Regions from separate parts of the Mus musculus genome. Here all the other regions are linked to region 6. A link is a loop called in an ENCODE intact Hi-C map of the cell type or tissue named here. Cell type or tissue: heart. All regions are shown on one strand.

The links. A loop is a pair of places that touch in the nucleus more often than their neighbours do. Peaks named below come from ENCODE experiments on the same cell type or tissue, not always from the same donor. Only the 100,000 strongest peaks of a DNase experiment are listed, where the experiment ranks them.
Region 1: it touches region 6 in a loop (2.8-fold over the local background); 5 of 42 quality-filtered maps call a loop at or near these places.
Region 2: a loop joins it to region 6, with 2.5 times the contacts of the local background. A loop is called at or near these places in 7 of 42 quality-filtered maps.
Region 3: a loop joins it to region 6, with 2.4 times the contacts of the local background. A loop is called at or near these places in 5 of 42 quality-filtered maps.
Region 4: a loop joins it to region 6, with 2.7 times the contacts of the local background. A loop is called at or near these places in 6 of 42 quality-filtered maps.
Region 5: it touches region 6 in a loop (4-fold over the local background); 6 of 42 quality-filtered maps call a loop at or near these places.

What each region holds. Positions count from the first base shown.
Region 1 is chr9:111,054,561-111,058,560 of GRCm38, reverse strand. Ccrl2 (chemokine (C-C motif) receptor-like 2) reads left to right here and starts at 1,043. Exons shown (of 3, transcript NM_001302376.1): 1 at 1,043-1,180; 2 at 1,679-1,795; 3 at 2,122-3,727. The coding sequence starts at 2,133. The coding sequence ends at 3,215. In heart, CTCF peaks have their summits at 449, 1,527 and 2,400; DNase peaks (open chromatin) are centred at 390 and 1,180; H3K4me3 peaks cover 2,583 bases; H3K27ac peaks cover 2,930 bases.
Region 2 is chr9:110,918,859-110,922,858 of GRCm38, reverse strand. No RefSeq gene overlaps it. Among named protein-coding and RNA genes, the nearest start is that of Fam240a, 4.0 kb to the right of the region's middle. In heart, no CTCF peak of the experiment used is centred here; a DNase peak (open chromatin) is centred at 1,968; H3K27me3 peaks cover 570 bases.
Region 3 is chr9:111,269,767-111,273,766 of GRCm38, reverse strand. Mlh1 (mutL homolog 1) reads left to right here and starts at 2,159. Exons shown (of 19, transcript NM_026810.2): 1 at 2,159-2,358. The coding sequence starts at 2,243. It overlaps Epm2aip1 (EPM2A (laforin) interacting protein 1), which reads right to left and starts at 1,922. Exons shown (of 1, transcript NM_175266.4): 1 at 1-1,922. The coding sequence starts at 1,806. In heart, no CTCF peak of the experiment used is centred here; a DNase peak (open chromatin) is centred at 1,966; H3K4me3 peaks cover 3,521 bases; H3K27ac peaks cover 2,803 bases.
Region 4 is chr9:111,245,430-111,249,429 of GRCm38, reverse strand. It overlaps Mlh1 (mutL homolog 1), which reads left to right. Exons shown (of 19, transcript NM_026810.2): 10 at 117-210; 11 at 2,027-2,180. Among named protein-coding and RNA genes, the nearest start is that of Gm51692, 13 kb to the right of the region's middle. In heart, a CTCF peak has its summit at 1,526 (motif pointing left); no DNase peak of the experiment used is centred here; H3K27ac peaks cover 1,656 bases.
Region 5 is chr9:111,288,491-111,292,490 of GRCm38, reverse strand. No RefSeq gene overlaps it. Among named protein-coding and RNA genes, the nearest start is that of Epm2aip1, 19 kb to the right of the region's middle. In heart, no CTCF peak of the experiment used is centred here; a DNase peak (open chromatin) is centred at 2,430; H3K4me3 peaks cover 289 bases; H3K27ac peaks cover 327 bases.
Region 6 is chr9:110,995,140-110,999,139 of GRCm38, reverse strand. The region is part of intron 2 of Gm10030 (predicted gene 10030); the gene reads right to left. Among named protein-coding and RNA genes, the nearest start is that of Rtp3, 7.4 kb to the right of the region's middle. In heart, a CTCF peak has its summit at 1,695 (motif pointing left); a DNase peak (open chromatin) is centred at 1,729; H3K4me3 peaks cover 148 bases; H3K27ac peaks cover 147 bases.

The sequences.
Region 1 (4,000 bases), 59 kb before region 6:
GGAAAAAAAATAATCCTATGGCCTGAATGTGGACAGGCAAATGCTGGGAATCAGACCAAAATCAAGCAATACTGGAAGTTAGGGCCACACGACGAGAGAAGTCGGAGCGATCTTGAATTTACAGACCTGTCCTTTTCCTGGAGAGATTTTAGTTTACCATCAGGGTGTAACACAAAGCACAGAAAGCATATAGGGGACCGACTACCACCTCCACCCCTTACGCATCTAATGAGCACTGTGAATGCTTGTGAGTCTGCCTCCTGTCTAGGACTGAACTATGAACCACTTCCCTTACTCACAGGCCAGGTGTCATGGTGTGGCTCCGGGACATCTAGCTGCAGAAGGGAGAGATCTCAGGAGGCTGACAGCTCAGGGGACCCTGGACTGTAGCCATGTCCACGGGTAGACAGGGCATCCTGGGACCTGGAGATTCCCACTCATGCATAGATACCCCCTACTGGGGGAGGAGAGACCTTATTAGGAAGTGCCTCCGTTCTGGGTTCTCCCTGCTCCAGGGTGAGTTTCATTTTCTGTCCTAGCTTCCAGGATGCTCGGGGCTTAATGTTCACTCATGTTTATCTGGGCTCTTTTCTTTCTGTTTTCTTATTGGTCTCTTCATTACCTATTTCTGTTTTTATAGTTACACTTTCCGTTTCACATGCTGATAATGCAAAGGATGTGCCTAAATCACAGACATCACCTAGTCCCCAGATTAGGTCAGCCATAGCTACACAGAGTCGTGGGCCTGAGGGCAGTTTACACATGCTTCCCGCCCCTCCCCCCCAACTCTTTGAAGTTCTTCTTCTTCTTCTTGAAATACCCATCTTTAACCAGCATCCTTCTCCTCCCGCCCACTCCCTTCCACTCCAAGACCAGGCAACTGTCCAATTCCTTTCTTCATCCCCATTCTCCATTGGAAACCAAGTCTCCCCTCCTCACAGTCCACCTGACCGTGTCCCACACGTCCTCACACAGGACTTTCCCCCGGGGCTTCCCCTGAGCGGGGTCAGCTACATCAAGTGTCCCAGCATCAACTGCTTCCTTCCAGCTGCTTGCAACACTCTTTGCTTTCTGACGTAGGAATGCTCACACCAGACTTGCATTTAGCAGCGCTCCTTTTCTGTCCAGCTCTGTCCCCAACCTCCTTCCCGACTGATACCACTTGCTTCCATGTTCTCTGGTGAGTATGGACACGTTTGTACTCTGGAAACTGTTATCTACTCAGGGAACTTATGTCAGAAGCCAGGGGGTGGGGTGGTGCGTCTCGGCTTCTGACATCACACTCTGATTATCACTGGAAGCAGGCGTGGGTTAGTGTCCTTATCCGAGGCAGCCTGGAGGACAGCTGGCTAAGAGGTACAGAGAAGTCAAACTTGGGATACCGGGAGAGGGAGAGATGAAAACAACTTCTCAATTTCTCTGCGGCTGACAGAAGCTCCTGAGAGAGGCTTTCAGAACTTGATTCCAGCTGGCCCGTGAAAGCTGTGTCTGGACGGGAGAGCCTCAGAGGAATAAACAGTGCCTTCTCTGGCTTCTCCGGGTCATGACCAGTCTGTTCAGAAGGAAGTGGTGTTTCTCTGACCCCACTGTTCCCACAGCCCCCTGGATGGTAGATCATGGGGCTGCACCCTTCCCCACCCTTGGGAACTCAGTCAAACGGTTATCTTTATCTCGCCAGCTTGTCCTCGTGCTTGACCAGCGCAGTTTCACTTTTGCAAACATCTGTTTATATCCCTTGAGAGAAAAAATATCAAGCAACCTGCCTCAAACGACGCTGTTTTGTCCGGTGAGCAAGGTAAGAAACTGTTTTAAACATCTGGGAAGTAGGCGGGCACCAACTTCTGAAGCTTAAGCCAGTCTCTGGTTGTTTTTAACTCTTTGTTTTCTTAGATCCTATCTCCCACGTAGAGTCTCGTTTCAACCAAAGAACTTAAGTGGCTTTAACGTCCCTGACTCTTTCTGTACCAGGCAGTTTCTGTCACATTAGCAGCGTGGTCCCTGGGTGCTTAATGAGGAGATTTGAGTACGGCCGCCCACGCTGGGGTGGGGGGTGGGGGCATAGTTACTTTCAGTCTTTGGCTGTCGGATGGAGGGGAATCATGACCTCTGGTTTCCCCACAGGACAGCCTCCGATGGATAACTACACAGTGGCCCCGGACGATGAATATGATGTCCTAATCTTAGACGACTACCTGGACAACAGTGGGCCGGACCAAGTTCCGGCCCCCGAGTTCCTCTCCCCCCAGCAGGTGCTGCAGTTCTGCTGCGCGGTGTTTGCGGTGGGTCTCTTGGACAACGTGCTGGCGGTGTTTATCTTGGTGAAATACAAAGGACTCAAGAATCTGGGGAACATCTACTTCCTAAACCTGGCACTTTCAAACCTGTGTTTCCTGCTTCCCCTGCCGTTCTGGGCCCATACTGCAGCACACGGGGAAAGCCCTGGCAATGGGACCTGTAAAGTTCTTGTCGGACTCCACTCCTCGGGCTTATACAGCGAGGTGTTTTCCAACATCCTCCTCCTTGTGCAAGGATACAGGGTGTTTTCCCAAGGGCGACTGGCCTCCATCTTCACGACAGTGTCTTGTGGTATTGTTGCGTGCATCCTGGCATGGGCCATGGCTACTGCGCTCTCTTTGCCCGAGTCTGTGTTTTATGAGCCTCGGATGGAAAGACAGAAACACAAGTGTGCCTTTGGCAAACCTCACTTCTTGCCAATCGAAGCGCCGCTCTGGAAGTACGTTCTGACGTCAAAAATGATCATCTTGGTACTTGCTTTTCCTCTGCTGGTTTTTATAATCTGCTGCAGGCAACTGAGGAGAAGGCAGAGCTTCAGGGAGAGACAGTACGACCTCCACAAGCCGGCTCTTGTCATAACGGGCGTGTTCCTTTTGATGTGGGCGCCTTACAACACTGTGCTTTTCCTGTCTGCTTTCCAGGAACACTTGTCCCTGCAGGATGAGAAGAGCAGCTACCACCTGGACGCAAGTGTTCAGGTCACACAGCTGGTAGCGACCACCCACTGCTGCGTCAACCCGCTGCTCTATTTGCTTCTTGACCGGAAGGCCTTTATGAGATACCTTCGCAGCCTGTTCCCACGGTGCAATGATATCCCCTATCAAAGTAGTGGAGGCTATCAGCAAGCGCCTCCAAGGGAAGGTCATGGCAGGCCCATTGAACTGTACAGCAATTTGCATCAAAGGCAGGATATAATATAATATAAACACTCAACCTTGTCTCTTCACATTGTTTTATGCCATTTTTATATGTTTGTATAAAAATAGAATATAAGAGGAAAGGGGGCTGGTTAATGAACATTTACTACTAAGCGTTGAATTTGTCTCTGGCACACGGTTAAGTTATTTATAAAGGTGAATTCCACTCTTCCTCTTTAGCGTTTGTCCGCAGTGTGGGCGTGGGCGGTGTGCATTCCATAAACTGAAGCTCGGTAGTTGTCCAAAGTTACATAACTATAAAGTGGCAAAACTGATGTGTAAACTCAGAGATCACTGGCCCCAGAGTCTGTGAGTTATCCAAGCGTGCCAGCCTTTCAGTAACTGTCAGCTAGCAGTGGTGGCATGTCTGTCATCCCAGCACTCTAGGAGGCGGAGGCAGGAGGCATCTCACAAATGCAAGTATAACCTGACTTCCCCCAACCTCAATTCTTTTTTTTTTGTTGTTGTTGTTGTTCATCAAAATACATGCAATAAATATATATATTTTTAAAGCACATCTTGAAGGTTGGGATTATAGTTTTGTTGGTAGAACATTAGCCCCCCAAGCCCAGCTTTGATCTATAGCATGGCATCTACCTAGTATGATCATGCCCATTTTGTTTTGTTTTGGGAGGCAGGGTTTCTCTGTGTAGCCCTGGCTGTCCAAGAACTCTCTTTGTAGTCGAGGCTAGCCTTGAACTCAGAGATGTGCCTGCCTCTGTTTCCTGAGTGCTAACACCTGGTGATGCCCATCTCAATATCAGCTCAACTCAAGAGGTGGACACAGA
Region 2 (4,000 bases), 76 kb after region 6:
ACAAAGAGTTTAACAGTGTTAGTAATCTTGCAATTCTAGTCTTTACCCGAAAGCCTCATCCGGCTATGTGCAGTTCAGACTGTCACACGGCAGTTCATGGTTTGTGTCCACTTTTTATCAGCATGCTTCTTTGGAGAAGAGTGGGGTTTCTGTCCTCCGTTTTTGTCAGAGACAGGAACCTGTCTACTCAGTACAAGCCACGACTATAAAGAAAAATCCGAGGGATGAAAAGATGGTGCAGACATCTTGTTGCTCAAGTATGAGAATTGGATTTCCACTTCCAACACTGATATATAAAGACCAGTGTGATTCCATGCACTGTAACGGAAACTGGAGCTTGCTGACTGACAGCGTAGTCAAAACATGAGCTCCTGGTACAGGGAGGGAACCTGCTCCAAACCAACAAGTTGGACTCTACACTTTCTGGCCTTTGTAAGTATGGATGCATCACATATACACAGACACACACACCACACACACACAGACACACACCACACACACAGACACACCACACATAGACACAGACAAAAACACACCACACACTTACACACAGACACACACCACACATATACACACACACAGACACACACCACACATATACACACACACAGACACCATACATATACACACACATACCACACATACATGCACACACACACCACACAGACACACCATACGTAGACACAGACACATACTTACACCAAACATATACACACAGACACCACACACAGCACACACATATACACACAGCATACACTTATATACACACACAAGAACACCACACACACACACCACACACACCCACATACATAGACACAGACACACACACAGACAGACACACACCCACACATATATGCACAGATATCACACATAGCATACACACAGACACAGGCACACACACATCACACACATACATAGACATACACAAACACACAGATACCACACACACATACATACATACACAGACACCACACACATACCTGTATACACCACACACACACAGACAGACACAATACATACAGAGACACACATACATACCTGTACACACCACACACACATATACAGACACAATACACACAAATACACCACACATGCACACACTGATACACAGTGCAAGAAGGAAGATGAGGAGGTTAAGAGCACTTTCTGCAGGACCTGGGTTCAATCCCCAGCACCTGCACTGGGTGACTTACAACTGCCTGAAACTCCAATTCCAGGATATCTACCCTCTCTTCTGGCCTCCTTGAGCTTTATGTGGTGTACATACAAATATGCAGGTAAACACTCACACACACAAAATAAAATAAATCTTTACAAAATAATAATAGTAATAACAATGAGAATCTGGAGAGTGGCTAAACATTTTTAGAAAATTGAAAAGTAATCTTGTTAAAAAGTTGCTCTTAGGAGAAACTGGCCATGCAGGAAGCTCGCTCTTGGTACACATGGTCCACTGTGTTAACAATGAGGCACTCCAGCCAAGAGTCATAAGAATGACCAGTACAAGCCAAAACTCTTAAAAAACAAAAAAACAAAAAAACCCTCTCAGATTCCTACATTTGGTCTTAATGCTCTAGGTAATATGAGACTTGAGGGACTGAGCTGTTGGCATGGCATCGGACTCACAGGGGACAAACGTTCTCTTCTTTCATTTGACTCCCAGAGCATGTGTCGGCTCCTCATTCAGAATGGATGCCTCACAGATGTGATCGGTTCAAGTTTTGTGTAACTGAATTCATGCTATGGTTTAAGCATTGATTAATCCGGGGGAGTGGCGCCATGGTGACTGGGAGCCAGCCGGAGAGTGAGCAGAATTGATGGCGGGCACAGTCTGGCCCGTGGTGTCCTCGGCGAACAGACACAGGGGGATCATTTATTTCTCTAGAACAGTCCCTGGTGCTCCCAAAGAGCCTTCCGATTAATTCAAGACTCCACCTCACCCTTCTGCAAAGAGAAACGGTTGGTCTCTTTGTAAAATCGAGGAAACTAAAACACAAACACAGGAAACACATGCCTGTGTGACAGAATGCACTGAGATGCTAACCCCGGAGCACCCCTCCCATCCCTGTGGGTGAAGGCAGTGGGGCAGGAGTGAGTCTCTACACCAAAGACATAAGAAACATTTCTCCACCTTTATAGAGCCTTAACTTGAGTGTAATAAAATCCATCCACTTTAGTATACAGGTTGATAAATCTTAACAATTACATTCGGCTACCCCACCAAAATTATAAACAAGGACACAGCACATTCTCACAACACTACAAAGCAGCCAAGACCAACCAGCAAACTCCATCCCGCTTCTGTAGATGCGGCTGTGGCTCAGCAGAGACTCTGAGGAGACCACTTCCCTTCCAGGTTATTTCTGCCTGTCAGCCAATACACATGCCCCACTCCCAGAAGCACCTACAAGCCCTCGGACCAGATGAGGACCCACTTTGTCTAAACTCCCATCCCAACAGCTGACACAAGAGGTGTCTATGTCTGTGATAAGAATCCCCTGCCCACTCCGCTAGAGCCCAAGTCAGTGCAGGATGGGGACCCTGTGTCATCCCAGCACAGCTGTTGGGATGAGGCAGATGGGAGTATTAGATATTTTCACTTGTCTTTGCTCTCGTTTTCATATTGTGCTGAAAGTGTGTTTCTAAAGTTGTAATTGATTCTTTTTCTTTTCTTAAAAAATGTATTTATTTTACTTATTATGAATGTTTTGCTGGCATGTTTGTTCGCCACATGTGTGCCCGGTGCCTCTGAGGTCAGAAGAGAGCATCAGACCCTCTGGAACTGGAGTTCCCAATGGTTGTGAGCCACCCTGTTGGTGCTGGGAACTGAGCTCAGGTCCTCTGCAAGAGCAGCCACTGCTCTGAGAGGTGGAGCCATCTCTCCCACCCACCCCTGGTTTTCTTGAAGCTTCAAAGTTACCGACAGCAACTGCTCTAGTTGTGGGCCTAGTGACACTGACAACGAAAACAGATTAAGGAGTTGAGGGAGATGAAAATAGAGTGCACTAGTAAAAATGATTTTCAGGGGTGTGGCACACACCCCAGCATGACCCTGAAAGCAGAAGACAACAGGCAGGAGGGAGTCAGTTCTCCCTTTCTGCCATGCTGGGCTAAGGAATCCAACTCAGGACTGGTGGCAAGTGCTTTATACTCTGAGCCATCCCACTGCCTGGGGTTTTTCTATTTCTTCATACACATATGGAATACCTCTGGGTATGTGACAGCCTTTCAAGGACAGAGGGACGAAAGGGCTTCCCTGATGCTCCTCTGGGTGTAGGCTGTTGGGTGACATTGCTTAACCTAGAAACAGTGGTTGCCCTGCCACCAAAGCATTACATGGCGGTGAGCAGACCAGGCATAATGAGAGTCAGTCACAGACCCAGGAAACCAGACAGCACTGTGTACAAACAAAGAAAATGGACTCTATCCTGAGATGTCAGTTATATTCCCCCAGCTTTGATGATCCCCCACCAGAGAACAGTCAGAAAGTCTGAGGTCTGAGGCTATCTCTCGTCCTAACCCTAGGAATGCTGAGTGGGTCCAGAAGTTCGAGACTAGCCAAGGCAATATAGTAAGATGTTTATCACAAAACAAAACAAAACAAAACAAAACAAAACAAAACAAACCCAAGTCAGGATTGCAGTGCATATCTGTAATCCTAATACCCAAGAGGTAGGAAGGAGAGAATCAGAAGTTCAAGGTTACTCTCAGCTATGTAGGGAGTTCCAGCTTAGCCTGGGCCATAGACTCTGTCTTTTAAAATAATTTTTTTTCAGCTCTTACTCCTGCTTCTTCCCCTTGCCTCTTGCCCCCTTGCTCCCTCCCTCTCTCTCCATTCCTCCACTCCCACCCCACGTAGTCACAGCCAGCCTCTACTTCTCTATTCTCTCCTTTTCTCTGCCTTTCTCTGCCCCTGCTACTCCCCTCCCCACCCTAAATAAACTGTATTCTATACTAAAAAAAATAAATAAATAAAAATCAAACTTTGGATCTTTTTGAG
Region 3 (4,000 bases), 270 kb before region 6:
TTCTCTCACAAGATCATCCCAACGAGGATCCATTTCAGTTGTGGCAACTCGAAACAGTGCTTGGAGATGCTCATCCGTCAGTGGCTGGCTCAATGTGTGCTGGTTTCGAGTTAAATATGCAAAAGCCTTATCACAGATCTGGTTACTATCAAATAAGGATGCCACCTTATAGGCAACCCCTTTGATAATTGGGTAAGCTTCACCAGACAGTCCTGCATAAAACTGTCCCAAGTCTTTGACTCTGTACTCATTCCACAGGTCAGTGTTGGCCTGAAGTTTTGTTAGCTCCACTCTTACAGAAATAGGCGCATATTCCGGTTTAAAGCTAAATGGATTTGAGAAAAGTTCTAAGTCCTTTTTAATGAACCTGAGGTCCTTAAAATGTCTCTCAAAATCTTTCTGTAGGCGGGAGATCACCATTTGATACCTGTCAGGATCAAATATTTTTTGATCTTCCTTAAACTGCTGTTTAAGTTCATCAACGATTATACTGAAGGCAGGAAAGTCTGTTAGATTTACTTCCTCCATATGTCTCTGAAGTGAACTCAGCTTACCCTCAAAGGTGCAGATGCGTTCAAAGGCAGCAGCAGCAAAGACTTTACTGATCTGCAGTTCTTCACTGATCTCTCGAAGATAGTCCATAATATCTACCAAGAAACCAAAATCACAAAGCCACTGCTTGTCTGAGAAATGAACTGTTGTTGCCCCCACTGAGACCAAGAACGCCTCGATTTCTTTTCTTAGTGAAAATATTAGTTTTAACGTTTTGCCTCTTCTCAGCCAGTTGTTCAAACACCGTCCGTTAACTCTTTCACCATGCTCTGACTCAGACTCAGTTAGTAGAGGCTGAAACTCCGGTCGCCTAACACCTCTGGTCTTAATCATAACTACCCATTCAGATATGGTATTTATGATCTGATTAATATCAACATCATAAGAACTCAACAGTTCCAAGTGAAGAAATCCCGAATAGTGGATTACGTTCCAACAGTTGGGACTCACGGCCTTCTCTCTCATGTAGGAGACCAGTCCGGAGTTCTCGCCGATCATCCTTAAAGTGTGGGTCGTGGTCAGTCCAACCATTCGCTGTAAGCTGAGCCCTGCTGTCTGCAGGGCTTCCAGAATTGCCGACATGAGAGCCCCAACACTGAAGTGATGAGTCAGGTTGATAATCGTCAGAAGATCTTCTTGCACCTCCAGGTCGCGGCCGACGCCACGGATGAAGACCAGCAGGTAGTTCTCATAGGCCACAAAAGCCTGGTCATCCAAAGCAAGGGAATAGGCCTTAAAGTCCCTGGCTCGGTTAAACAGCTGGCTGCGGAGGTTGCTGTCAATGCTCAGAATCCTCTGCCGTGTGATCTCTGGAGACAAGTCAATGCCTTCCAGGACGCCGACGTGATCCGGCAGCACCTCTCTCAGCAACACCTCCATGCACTGGTGTACGAAGTCACCCTCACCCCAGCCGCGACCCTTCAAGGCCAAGAAGCGGCAGAGGCCGAGGCCTGCCCGGGTCGCTCTCTCCTCCGGAGTGAGCACGGCGGCCAAAGACATGTCACCCTGCCGCAGACGCTCGACCAGGGCCGCGCGTTCCTCGTCCCCTACAAACCGCTCGTAGAATTCGTGCTCGGCCTCGTAGTGGCGCCTCACGTCGCGTTCCCGAGTAGAGGCGACCAGGCGGCGACACACCAGGCACAGGGCCCCGTCACCCTCCGCAGGCTCCACCACCAGGTATCGCTGGGTCCACTCGGGCCGGAACACCAGAGCCTCGTCGACTTCCATCCTAATCCTCTTGGGCGTCATCCACATTCTGCGGAGGCCACAGGAGAACGCCGAGCTCTGAGGCCGCAGCAAACGGGGAGGAGCCCGACGAACGCCAAGCACCCCCTGGGTTCTGCGCCAGATCACCCGAGCAGGGGTGCACCAGCCTCCGCCAGGGCACCTCCGTTCCTATTGGCTGGAGATTTCGTATTCCCTCAGCTCTCAGAAATGAGCCAATAGGAAGAGCGGACCGTGAACTTTGACGCGCAAGCGCGTTGCCTTCTAGCCTGGTGTCGGGCCGCTGTTTAGAGCGGGACAGAGATCCCAGGAACTGACGTGTAAAAGCGCTTGACTGGCATTCATGCTGCCCAATCAGCACTTGCCGCTGGGAAGACGGCGCAGGACTGCAGTCGGCCGAAGCTGAAGGAAGAACTTGAGCGTGAGGAGCTCGAGTGATTGGCTGACTGGGAACTCGGGCGCCAATATGGCGTTTGTAGCAGGAGTTATTCGGCGTCTGGACGAGACGGTAGTGAACCGCATAGCGGCGGGGGAAGTCATTCAGCGGCCGGCCAATGCTATCAAAGAGATGATAGAAAACTGGTACGGAGGGAGCGGAGCCGAGTTCCCCGACTGAGAGCCGGGGCGGGCCGACCCACCTGCTGCAGTCGGCCACCGTGCGGGGCACCGAGCACGGGGACCGTGGGGGCATCGGGCACAGGGACCCTGCGCGTGCCAGGCTGGTTTCCCATTATGCACACGGCCGAAGGTCCTCACGACTTGCGCGAGACCTGTTTGGGTCGCAAGTAGGGGAAGCACGCGTGGTATTGGTTTAATGGTATCTTCCTGGAGTATGCGGCTCGCCGCCACGTTACATACAACGAAGATGCGCGGCTGACGATGTGTGAATGTGTAAGGGTGGAAGAGAAACAGTCTTCAGAGTGTGCCATTTTAGGTTTATCATTCATTCCCGGAATAATCCCTACACATCCAAGGCACAGTTTCTTCTGAGTTTTATTCAGACGTATCAGGACATGGGGCTTTTTTTCTGACTCTCCTCTTGTCAAATTAGTGAGTGACCCTAGTCTGAGACTTAGACCTGCATCTGAGACTTAGACCCGTCAGGTTGTGGAGGGGAGAAGTTAAACGTGTACTGTTTAACCTTTAATAGGCACAGTGAATAGTATACCCCAAAGTAGACACACCACCAAATAAGTTCAAAAAGGACACTGTGTACATAAGGACTTTGTGTTAATATCAGTTGATGGTTGTGAAAGCCAAAGAAGACAAATGTTCAGAAGTGCACTGAAAAGACAAAGCATTCAGAACGATGACACTGAGATAAATGACCTCAGGCCCTCTTTGGGGTCCAAAGACCTTTATGCAGGAGTCACCTAAGACCATCGTGAAATTCTGATATTTACATTACAATTCAGAGCAATAGCAAAATTGCAGTTATGAAGTAGCAACAAAATAATTTTATAGTTAAGAGTCACCACAATGTAACAATGGGTCCCAGTTTTAAGAAGGTTGAGAACCACTGCCACAGGGAGGAAAGGAAACTGAAGAGATAACCAGAGGAAGGAGCAGGGAGCCCTCGGACATTTGATTTGGTGTCAATAGGCTGCCCTAGGATAGGTTTTGCTTTTACTGTGTTAGGATGACCTGGAGAACTTGTTCACTTAATTGTACTATGCCTGAATCACCTACAATAAAAAACTAAGCTTAAAAGTAGCATAGCAACGCATGCAAGCAGAGATTATGCACAGATCCTACTTAAATATTTAAGTCGAGGTTTTTGATACAGAGGTGCTAAGAAAAGTTTATTACTTAAGTAACTTACTGGCTTCTTGTTTTTAAAAAAGGCATTTTCCTGAGAGGAGTTGAAAGCTTCCATTTTTCATGTAGCCCCAGGTCAAATTTGTTTCCTGTGGTAGATATTCTATGAGCATAGGCTGCTCTGAAAATACAAGAGTTTCATTCTTTTAAAGATATTTTCCTCTTTTTAATTTAGTTTATTTTGTTTACTTATTTGTGTGATAGGGATTGTGTGTACAACACACTTGTGAAGGTCAGAGGACAACTTTGATTCTCTCCTTCCATCATGTGGGTCCCAGGGATTGAACTCAGGTCCTTGGTTGGTGCCAGGTGCTTTCGCCCACTCAGACATTTTGTAGTCCCTATTAGCATCTTCTTTCATTTTAAATTTTCATTTTATTTGTGGGGATGTTTTACCTGCATGTAT
Region 4 (4,000 bases), 250 kb before region 6:
GGGCATCTGATAAGGTTGCCACTCCAGGGGTGACTTTATGGCCATGTGTGAGGATGCAGCTGTGACCTCATCTGAGGACAAGTGTGATCTGGTTAACTCTCCTTTTGATTTTTCAGACCGTCTGGTAGAATCAGCTGCCTTGAGAAAAGCCATTGAAACTGTATATGCAGCATACTTGCCCAAAAACACACACCCATTCCTGTACCTCAGGTAATGTAGCATCAGATCTGTCGGGGCTCTGTGAAAGAGGTTGTCAGCCAGGGTGGGGCCTTGTCACTGCTCTGAAAGGATGCCCTGTCCCTCCACAGGAAAATGGCACCATTCTCACTCATTCAGAGACTCTGTGCTTCCTTCTACTTGGGTCAAGAAACAGCATCCTGCCCAGTGAGGACTCTTCAACATTTTAAAAGATTCTTTTTCTTTGTTTATTTGATTTAGAGATAGGGGAGTAAGAGAAAGAGAGAAGGAGCAAGAGAGGACACAGGACACAAGGAACACGTGTGGAAGTCAGAAGACACATTTCTAGAATCGGGTTTTCTTTCCTCATTACATGAGTTCTGGTTGGCGGGCCTGTGGTAACTGCCTTTGCCTGCCTGCCTTCTTGTAGGTTCTTGCCTTAGCTTGGCAGATGCCAGTGGCTTCCTTAAGTACTATAGCAGCCATGCTTCATCATCACACATATTTGAGGGCTTGCCTGATCTAGACCAAACCCCACACAGTCTTTATATCTTTTGCTTGTCTGAAAAAGCCTCTCTAAAAATCAGCATGAAGAATGACCGTTCTCTGCAACACAGCTGCACAAGGGTCCAGTACATACTGAAATCTTTCAAGTTTGAAACCTTAGCCTTCTGGCAGAAGCTATGTTGGAAAGTTAATTCTCAGCTGAGCCTCTGGAACACTCCTATGAGCCCGGTGTTTTGGACAATTTTAAGTTTCTAGGCCAGTGTAACAAGACCCTGTCTCAAAAAAAAGAAAGTTTTCTTTGTTCTGTTCTCACTGAAATGAGAGAAAAAGTTAAAAATTATGTTAAAAATGGTTTTTAGATGAGAGCAGACATATTATGGCCATGGGCGAGAGTAGTTTTTATATTTAATGTACAGTTGGCTCCATCATGTGTCTCCTTGCTGGGTAATAAATCTGTAATGTCATCAGCTTGTTCTGTACCAGGCAGGATCTAAATAGGAGATAGAGAACAAGGAAAGTTTAATGAAGAAATTAATACTGAAGTCAAGTACCAGAGGTTTAAATAGTGAGAGATCAGTGACAGGAACAACAGATGCAGAGAGCAGCCCCTCCCCAGGGCTGAGATATTAATAGAGCCTCTTGCCATTCTGGTCTCCACCACCCTGTTGCTGAGATAAGGTCCTGATGAGAGAATGTGCCTGTGGCTTGCTGCACCTGGGAGAGTGCATGAGGCAGTCCTCAGCACTAGGGAGTTGCTGTGGGGTGTACTGCCTGTAAGAAGAAACTGCTGCTGAGCTCTGTGTGCAAGAAGACCCCTCCTGTTGTCCCTGTAGTGCCCTCTACTGACAGAGCTTCATAATGCAAAGCAGGGTAAGAGCTCTGAGTTGACTAGAGAGTCCTGCATTGTCTGAAAAGTGAGGGAAGGGACAGTTTGATAGTTACCCTGTCTTTAGTGCTAAGAAAACATTCAGCGACGTTGGCTACTTGCCTGAGGTCACATAATCCAGCACTTCTGCTGCCAGCTGACATGCAGTAACTAACACACACACAAACGCACACATGCACACACAAGATGCCTTGCATAAACTTAATTCCCACTGTAACTCTGGAGTTAGGAGACCTGCTGTGTCCAGTATATAAATGACACTAAGGCCAAGGACAGTGATACAAGTCCCCAAAAGCAACACAGCTCCTGAGTACCAGAGATAGCATGCAATCTCTCTGACTTAATCTTGAGGTGTGAGGCCATGGTGATTCGGCCTTTTCCATGTTGTCTAGTCGCCACATGTCACCACATGTAGATTTTTTTCCATCTCTTGTGGCCTTTCTCTCTTCATGCTAGTTTGGAAATCAGCCCTCAGAACGTGGACGTCAATGTACACCCCACCAAGCACGAAGTTCACTTTCTGCACGAGGAGAGCATTCTGCAGCGTGTGCAGCAGCACATTGAGAGCAAGCTGCTGGGCTCCAATTCCTCCAGGATGTATTTCACCCAGGTGAGGGCACCTGCCTCCACCGTCTTTCTGAGCCTGCTCTGCTTTGAAATGTGTTCCGCATCAGGAAAACTTAGAATTTTTGTTATAACCTTGAATTGTCTTCATATTTCTTTGATAGTTTCTTTCAGTAACACTTTCTCTGGGATTTATATATTTGAGTGTGTCTCTGTGTCTATGTCTGTGTGTTCCATGCACATGTGCACAGGTCATGCATCCATACACTTGTATGCAGTGGCCAGAGCAGGGTATTGAATTTGGTCTGTCTCCTTACTGCCTTGAGATGGATTTTCACTGAAATGATGCTCTCACTATGGCCAGGCCAGGCCTCACTTGAGTGCTAGGCATTTGAACCCGGTCCTCAGGCTTGCACAGCAGGTGCTCCTACCTCTTCCCGGGAAGGTGTTTGAATAGAGCGGATACTTTGTTTTAATTTGTATGCATTTTCTAAGCACAGATAAAATTAGTACATATACCTGCTGCCCAGCTTTAATAACATCAGCATTTTGCCCTACTGGTTTTATATATTCTTGTCTTACTTAGGGAAGAAAAAAGTGTATTTTTTTTAATTAGGTATTTTCTTCATTTATATTTCAAATGCTATACCGAAAGTTCCCTATTACACCCCCCCACACCCCCACACCCCCCCACACCCACACCCCCACCCCCGCCTTGCTCACCAACCTTCCTGCTTCCCCTGTACTGGGGCATATAATCTTTGCAAGACCAAGGGCCTCTCCTCTCACTGAGAAAAAAGTGTATCTTAAAGACATCTTAGACATTGATTTCTTCCTTAGTACTTCATTATACATCTAAAAAGTTTCTTATATAACCATAATATAAATATGACAGACAATAAAATTAATAGCAATAACAACATTTACTATCTAATCTTATTCAAATATCTTAATTATCCTGAGAGTCTGTTTAACAGTAGGTGTGTTCAAATCTGCATCCAGAGAAGTTCAGGTCATAATATTTGCTTGTTACATTTTTTAAATCTCTTAAGTTGGTTCTCTGTCTGTGTTTATTTTTATTTTGGGGGAAACAAGTTTCATAGCCTAGGCTGCCCTTGAATTTGCATATAGCTGAGGAGCCTTAAACTTCTGATGCCTCTGCCCCTGCCTCTCTGCCTCTCTCTGCCTCTGCCTCTCTCTGCCTCTGCCTCTCTGCCTCTGCCTCTCTCTGCCTCTGCCTCTCTGCCTCTCTCTGCCTCTGCCTCTCTGCCTCTCTGCCTCTCTGCCTCTGCATCTCTGCCTCTGCCTCTCTGCCTCTGCCTCTGCCTCTGCCTTTCTGCCTCTCTGCCTTTCTACCTCTGCCTGTGATTCTAGGTGTACACCACCAGGCCTCCCTTCCTGAAGTCTCTTAAGTCCCTTTGAATTAAGTAAAGCCTCCTCCTTTCAACTATTTGTGTGTGAGCAAATGGAGGGTGGGACACACATGCACTGTGGCAAGCATGCGGATATCAGAAGGTAACTTTGATGAGTCAGGTGTCTCCTAGTGGTGACTTCCAGGGATTAACTCGAGTTGTCAAGATTTGGCGACCAGCATTTTCACCCACCCACCGAGCCATCTTGCCAGCCTCAGCATCTTTTTTTAAATTGCTGTTCTCGTTGGCGTCTCTGTGTTTCTTGAAGCATAATGTACATTTAGATTGATTGGCTGTTTCTTTGTAGTGTTATTTAATTCTCTCTGATCCTCTATATTGCTTTGAGTTGGAAATCTAAGGGCATAACTATATTCAAACACATAAACATTATTTTTGCCTAGATTTCTTTTCTTATAAATTTTGTTCATTCTAGTTTGATCCTTCAAAAAAAAAA
Region 5 (4,000 bases), 290 kb before region 6:
GAACTCACTCTGTAGACCAGGCTGGCCTCGAACTCAAGGAGATCTGCCTGCCTCTGCCTCCCGAGTACGAGTATTAAAGACACCCACCATCATCGTCTGGCTTCAGGTGTCTTCTTTAATCACCTTTTCTGTTGAGAGAGGGTCTCTCACCAGCCCTTGAGATCGCCAGTTTGGTGATCTAGCTGGACAGTGAGCTTCCGAACTTTGCCTGTCACCGCCTCCTTTCCCATCCTCGGTGCTGGGCTTCCAGACATGGACCACTTTGGCCAGCTTTTATTGTGGGTGCTGGGAATATGAACTTAGGTCCCATGCTGGATAGTTTTCCATCAACTTGACACAAGCTAACGTCATCTTAAAGGAGGGAACCTCAATTGTAAAAATGCTCCCCGGTAAGATCTGGCTCTAGGCAAATCGGTGGAGTATTTATTGAATTGGTGACTGGACTGAATACATCCTTTCTTCCCCTACTTGTTCTGACCGTTGTGTTTTACACAGCAAGGCAGCCCAAATAGCCCCTCCTCTCTGTAGCAGGTACCATAATGACTAAGCACCCCCTTAGCCTGTGGTTCCTCACAGATCAAGCCAACTCCTGTAACTGGAGCCCTCAAGTGTGTACAACACATAAGTCAGAAATCCGACTGCCCACAGTAGTCAGACAGCTATCGTGAGTACAGCTGAGGTGAGTACTTCCCAGAGGTGAAGCCTACAACAGACAGAGCTATTGTAAGCGTCACATAAATAAATAAATAAATAAATAAATAAATAAATAAATAACGCTTTTGATGTTTTTGGATACAGTTCTAGAAAACTTAATTGTATTACCTGGAAGTTCCCTGTACTGGCTAGTTTTGTGTGTCAACTTGACACAAGCTGGAGTTATCACAGAGGAAGGAGTCTCCCTTCAGGAAATGCCTCCATGAGATCCAGCTGTAAGGCATTTTCTCAATTAGTGATCAAAGAGGGGAGCCCCTTATGGGTGGTGCTATCCCTGGGCTGGTAGTTCTGGGTTCTATAAGAAAGCAGGCTGAGCAAGCCAGGGGAGGTAAGCCAGTAAGGAACATCCCTCCATGGCCTCTGCATCAGCTCCTGCTTCCTGACCTGCTTGAGTTCCTATCCTGACTTCCTCTGGTGATGAACAGCAGTGTGGAAGTGTAAGCTGAATAAACCCTTTCCTCCCCAACTTGCTTCTTGGTCGTGATGTTTGTGCAGGAATAGAAACACTGACTAAGACATTCCTATTTAACTAATTCAAAATTTTCATGCAGTGTCCACTAAGTGAGACCTAGCCACAGACCAGCCAGATAGGTCAACAAGGTGATTAGCAGTAATAACACTAAACAAACACCTACACCAGACCTACTGGCTAAACTGAAGCAATCCATTCTGATCTCACTGACTCCCCTCTGCAGTTAGAGGAGTGTATGGGATTTTGTAGACTGTTACCTTTTGGGATGTATACATTTTTATGTGCCATGAGTACTTTGCCTGGATGGATGGATATGCACCGCTTTCGTACCCTATGTCCATGGATGTCAGAAGAGGTCTTTGGATCTCCTAGCCCTGGAGTTACAGATGGTGAGCTGCCATGTGGATGCTGGGAATTGAACCTACGTCCTCTGCAGGTGCTTCTAGTACTCTAAACCGCTGTGTCATCGCTTAGGCCCCTGAGCTGTGATTTTTGCAAACTTCCAATTCCTACCCTCTTCGGTCTTGCAAATTCCCAGTGTCCCTGTCTCCATGGTAACCTGCTATGGCCCAGGCAGCCTCTGCTTCTTTGCTTCGCTCACACTGTTGCATAGGCAGCTTTTCACGGTTTGCTTTGGTGAGGTGCAGAGCTCCCCAAAGCTTTAGGTATTTATGTTCCCAGCTCCGTAGCACTTAGCTGGCACGATGCTGCAGAATGAATAAAAAACAGTGCATCAGTAATGGTTATGAACGTCACAAAACTACTAGCAGTAATTCTAGAGTAGTATGCATGACATATCAAATACACACACACACACACACACACACACACACACACACACACGCTGAATCAAGTGTAGGGCGAAATAATATTCAGCGGGCATATTACATGAAAGGAATTTACATTAAACTGAGAAACTGATTCTCATGGGGAAATTAGGAATCATGATGTCAAATGTCCAAGGACAGAACGCCTGAGATGGCTCCGATTAGCTGGGCGCACTGAAGGTGGGATTGTAAGGGAAAGGACAGGCGAACAGGGCAGAGGGAAAGGGGTGCGCGTGCTCTGGTGGAGAAGCGACTAGAGTGTGGGGTGATGAGAACAAGAACACGCTGCTGGCGCTGTGCCATGTCTCATTCAGAGCTGACTCACCTGAGAAAGTTTTGTGTTTTCAGGTGCCTTGGGGAGCGACTGCGGCCCAGAGGACCCAGAGCGTAGTCTGCTGCCCCCGTGTGGCGGGAGCGCATACTGCAGCGCCCCGGCGGAAAGCTTTACCACCAGAGGGCGCAAAGGGCTCGACCTCTCAACAGGCCTGTAGACCCGTGATGTCATTTGTGTATTTTCCAGAGTTCTTTTTACAGGAGTGGTGATCAAGCAAATGGCCAGCTATCACCCCACCAACCAGGATCCTCTCCTCTGCTTAATCCTTATCTGTTTCTTCCTTACTGTCCTAGTTAGGGTTACTATTGCTGTGATGAAACACCATGAACAAAGCAATTTGGGGAGGAAAGGGTTTATTTCAGCATAGACTTCCAGGTACACTTTCACGGAGGAAAGTCAGGGCGGGAACTCAATCCGAGCAGGAAGTTGGAGGCAGGAGCTGATGCAGAGTTGGGGGGAGGGGTGCTGCTTGCTGGCGTGTTCCTCATGACTTGTTTAGTCCCTCCCCCATTAGTCACTAATTAAGAAAATACAGCAAGATCTTATAGAGGCATTTTCTCAACTGAGGTTCTGTCCTTTCAGATAACTCTAGCTTGATATAAAACTAGCCAGCACACTTACTTCCTTATAAGTTGCTAGGTCTGGAAAGCCTCATTTAATAACATAATACACACACGCACACGCGCAGGCACGCACAAGCACACATTCATCCCAGGACCTTCTACATTGCATTTGTCATATGGAATTGCTGAACATTATATAATAATACGGAAAGAGGTATGGGGAGGTTACTTAACCAATTCCTTTAGATTTTTGGTAATAGAGAAGCCAAATCAAATTAGCTTAAAGGAGGACATGCTGGCTCCTGACAGAGATGGTAAAGGAAGTTGTCCTGTCCTAGTAACAATATAACAGCTAGAAAGATTTCAGGAGCCTAGAGTAAAAGCTTCCCTTTGTGACTTTCAGTTCCTTCCCTACATTTTTGCTAATTAAGACCAGCCAATTAGCCTTTCGTGGACAAAGCCATCTCAGTTAAACTTGCTAGTTCCTCACTATTAGACAGAAGAGACCCAGCAAATCTGAGGAAAACATGTACCTGAATGACAAAGGAACAATAACAAAATGACCTCTCAGGAAACGGGGAGGGGGGGGGGGTGGGATGTAAACAAAAACTAAGGGCCAGTAAGATGGCTCTGCAGGTAAAGGTGCTTGTTGCCACGGCTGAGGAATGGGGCTGAATCCCCAAAAGTCATACTGTAGAAAGAAGAGACTTGACTCCAGGAAGTCGTTCTCTGACATCCACACACATGCTATAACACAAATGTGCCGCACACACACACACAAATAAATAAATAAATAAATAAATAAATCTGTAAAGTTTAGGCTGAGAGTGATAGCAAATACCTTTAATCCCAGCTCTCTGGAGGCAGTGGCAGGAACATCTCTATTTTACAGAAGAGTCCCTGATAGCAAGCAGAGGAGATGAAGTTTAAAAATGCAGAGACAGGAAGTTGAGAATAAGTACGGCTTGAAACCAAAATTAGCAGACTCATAAACTAAACACCATAGAACTAAGAATCACAATGTTTCGTCTGTCACATTAGCACACAGCTAGATGCCTAAGAATGTCAAGAAGTGGCATGTATATTATGA
Region 6 (4,000 bases):
AAACATTCCTGGTGCCTGCTGAGAGCTGAGGCCACTTAACTTCTTCTCAGACCTCTCAGCCATCCTCTGCCCTGGGTCTTTCCCTCAGGGGCTGACAGCTGGTCACAGGACTCAGAAGCCCGGCCCCAGAGTGATGTCCCTCCTTGGCAATCTCTTCTTTTGGGTCTCGGTGACATAGCCAGTCCCTGCATGGTGACAGGAGAGGGAGCCTTCCTCCTTCCCGGAAGGAAGGTTGATTAAGGTCTGGAAGAATTGGGCCACAGTACAGAGTCCAAGCTAGAGTTGTGAGAATCAGGAAAGGTAGTAGTCAGAGCTCAGGGGACAGCCTGGCTAGAAGGCTCTGAGGCATGCAGTTAGAAGTAGGATCTCCTGGTTGCGGGCTGGTGACATGTCTCAGTCAGCAACTGGTGCCATGGAAGCACAAGAACCCTGTGAGTCCCTTAGGACCCACTTTACAAGCCAGACATGTAGCATGCAAAAACCACAGGGCTGGCTCCTGAGGAACGGCCCTCAGGATAGATTTCTAACTACCTCCAAGTACCCACACTCACATGCACACACGCTCGCACATACGTGTGCATGCACACACAAATCCCAGACACACACACACACCACACATACACCACACCACACACACACATACATACACACCACACACACGTACACACACACACATATACCACACACACACACAACTGTTGACTGGACTCTAAGCCTTGCCCTCCTCAAACTCAGTATGCTTGTAGCTCAAGCCAACTGTGAGGTGTGTGGCTGCTTAAGGAGTTCCCAGTAATCAAGGGAAGGAGCAGGGGGAAGGTTCCCAACACACCAGTGACAGAGAGCAAGACCTGTAGCAGTTTAAAGCCTCCTGATAGCATCAAGGAGGATATGTGCTCCCTTAATGCCGGTCACAGGGCCACTGAAGTCACGTCAAGGCTCGGGAGGAACCGGCAGACAGAGGGTCTGGAGTGGCCCCCAGGGAAAATGTCAGTCTTCCACACAGCTAGGTAGCAGCAGCCCTAGAAGCCTCAAGCCAAACTCTCCCCTTCCTCCCTTTCTCTTCACAGAGCCTGCTCACATTGGCTGGCTCTGCTGCTACCCGTGTTTTAAAGCTTGGAGTTCAGGCTTCACTAGGGGAGTACTGATAGTTGGTGCTGCACTGACTGTATAGCTCCCATCTGCCAGTTATAGAAACCGAGGCCTAGCCTGGCCCACCACTGAGGCCTGGCCTGGCTGCTGGGGTGCGTCAGGGCTGAGCTATGGCTATTGTGTGAGGAGGTTCCTTGGCCTACACTACACTCTCATTTCTCCCAGAAAGAGAACGGGGGTCACAGAATGAACTGCAGCTAGGACGATGTCAGAAAGTCACCTAATCGCCGTGCACCTCCCCTGGAAAGAACACAGAGAACCTACAAGAGCCAATGGCCCCGAGAACTTGCCTCAGAATCTTCTAAGGCCTACGGCCATCCTGAGAGAAGAAACCAGAAAGGGGAGAACTAGGAACTTTGAACCAGCTCTGGAAGGAAAGGAGTGTCAGAATTTGGCTTCCCACAGTGAGCTCACCCTACCCCAGACCTAGAATCACAAGTATCTGAGCTGAAAGGGCCTGAGAAGACTTGGTTATGTGGGTAACTTCTAGGCCAATAGCCACAATTCCTTCAAAGTCCGCCAGGGGTACAGGGAGCCCAGCTCAGCCGCATGGTTAGGACCAAAGCGCCCTCTAGAGGTATGAGCTTGTAACTTCCGTGTTCTCTGTTCCCACTGATGGCAACAAGTCTGGCTGTGTATCTGTTGACTTCATTATGGCCTAGTCAGACCCAGCAGAGACTATTTCTCTCAATTCACAGAAACTTTCCTGAACAGGAAAGCCAATTTCTCAGTCCCCAAACAACCGGTTTGGCTTTTGTTTTTGTTTTGCTTGTTTGCTAGCTTGCTTGCTTATTGAGTCAAAGTCTTACCACATAGCTCTATCTGGCCTCAAATTCACAAAGATCTCCTGGCCCCTGCCTCTTGAGAGCTGGAATTAAAGTTGCGTGCCATCGTGCCCAACCACAAACCCTCACGCTTAAAAGAAATATTTTTGTTTTGGCATAGTTTTACAGAAACATTGCAAAGTGAGATAGGAGCTTCCCCCATACCTCCCCCTTATCCAGGAGCCCTTAGAGTTACCATCCTATTAGCAAGGCCTACTGGTTAAAACTGAACCAGCTGTGGACTGGAGAGATGGCTCGGTGGTAGTGAAGTCCCACCTATTTCACGTCCCATCAGAGAGTGTGTGCCTCCTATATAAGAGATGTAACCTTTGTCACTGGGTGGCTTGTTTGGTTTGTTTATTTGTTTGTTTGTTTGTTTGTTTCACTATGAAGTTACTGATTTTCATTTTTAATTCTTTTGTCTGTTTATTTGCTTGCTTGTTTATTTTGAGACAGGGGTCTCTCTATACAACCTTGGCTGTCCTGGAACTCACTGTGAAGTGAGTCTATCCCACACAGAAAGAAAGAGGGGGGGCTAAACCAAGCTTCACCTCCTTGCAGGGATACCAGATATGATATTTGAAATGTTGTTTGTTTCTTTGTGTGTGTGTGTGTGTGTGTGTGTGTGTGTGTATGATACTGGTTAATGGGTGTGCAAGTGTGTGCAGGTACATGTGCAATATGTGTGCATAGAAGTTGGCTTCTACCATCTACCTTAATCTCATCTCATTTCTCTCTCTCTCTCTCTCTTTTAAAGAGAGTTCCTTTCTGAGCCTGGAGCTCATCCAGATTAAACTGACTGCCAATGAACTTGGGGAATCTGCTGTCTGGGTTTCTCCAGCCCTGGTGTTACAGACAGGCCCTACTGCACACTTTTTTTTAAAATTCACTTCTTCTTATGTGTGTCAGTGTGTTACCTGCATGTATGTCTGTGTACCACACATGTGCCTAGTGCCAGGGAAACCAGAAGAGGGTATCAGATCTCTGGGGATGAGGGTTACAGCCACATGGCTGTTGGGAATTGAACCTGGGTTCCTCTGGAAGAGTAGCCTCTTAATCTCTCTCCAGCCCCAGTTTTACAAAAGCTCTGGGAGCTGAACCCAAGTCTTAATGTCTGAGCAGCTTCACCCTCTACTCACTTATTGTTTCTTTTGTATCTGTATGGGTTGGTGTATTTATTTTATACTTTAGATTATAATCTAATAGAGTCTTCCTTAGGGTTTCTACTGCTGCGATGAGACACCACGACCAAAAAAAGTTGGAAAGGAAAGGGTTTGTTTTGCTCACACTTCCACATCGCTGTACAGTATTGAAGGAAATTAGGACAGGAACTCAAAACAGGACAGGAACCATGAGGCAGGAGCTGATGCAGAGGCCATGGTGGGATGCTGCTCACTGGCTTGCTCCTCGTGCCTTGTTCAGTCTCCTTCTTAAAGAACCCAGGACCATCAGTCCAGGCATGGCCCTGCCCCGCCCAAAATGGGCTGGGGCCTCCCCCATCAGTCACTAATTAAGAAAAAGCCCTACAGCTGGATCTTATGGAGGCATTTTCTGGATGGAGGTTCCCTCTTTTGAGCAACTCCAGGCCACCATCAGAATGTCTAAACCAGTCTGCCTCTATACTTGCTGGTGGTCTAAACTCTTTCCCGGTTCACCCACCCTTGGGACCGGCGGCTTTACAGGCAAGCTGACGCACACCCATCATGAGGACAAAGACTTGATGACAGTCATAAATTAGATAATAACTCTAGATACCTGAAGTCCGTCATTGATTTTTCAAGCTACATCTAAGGGCCCTAGGTTTTTATAGAATAACAAAAATTGGCCTGGGTAGTTAGCTCAGTCAGTTTAAAAAAAAAAAAAAAAAAAAAAAAAAAAAAGGCCAGGTATGGCAACGCACTTATATCTCAGCACTGGGGAGGAAGAAACCGTGATTTCTGGGGCTTCTGTTGACTTCTGGCCTACTTGTATACACACACACACCGGAAGAACAAGGGCGGTATTTGCAAACTATTACGTTGGGAGGG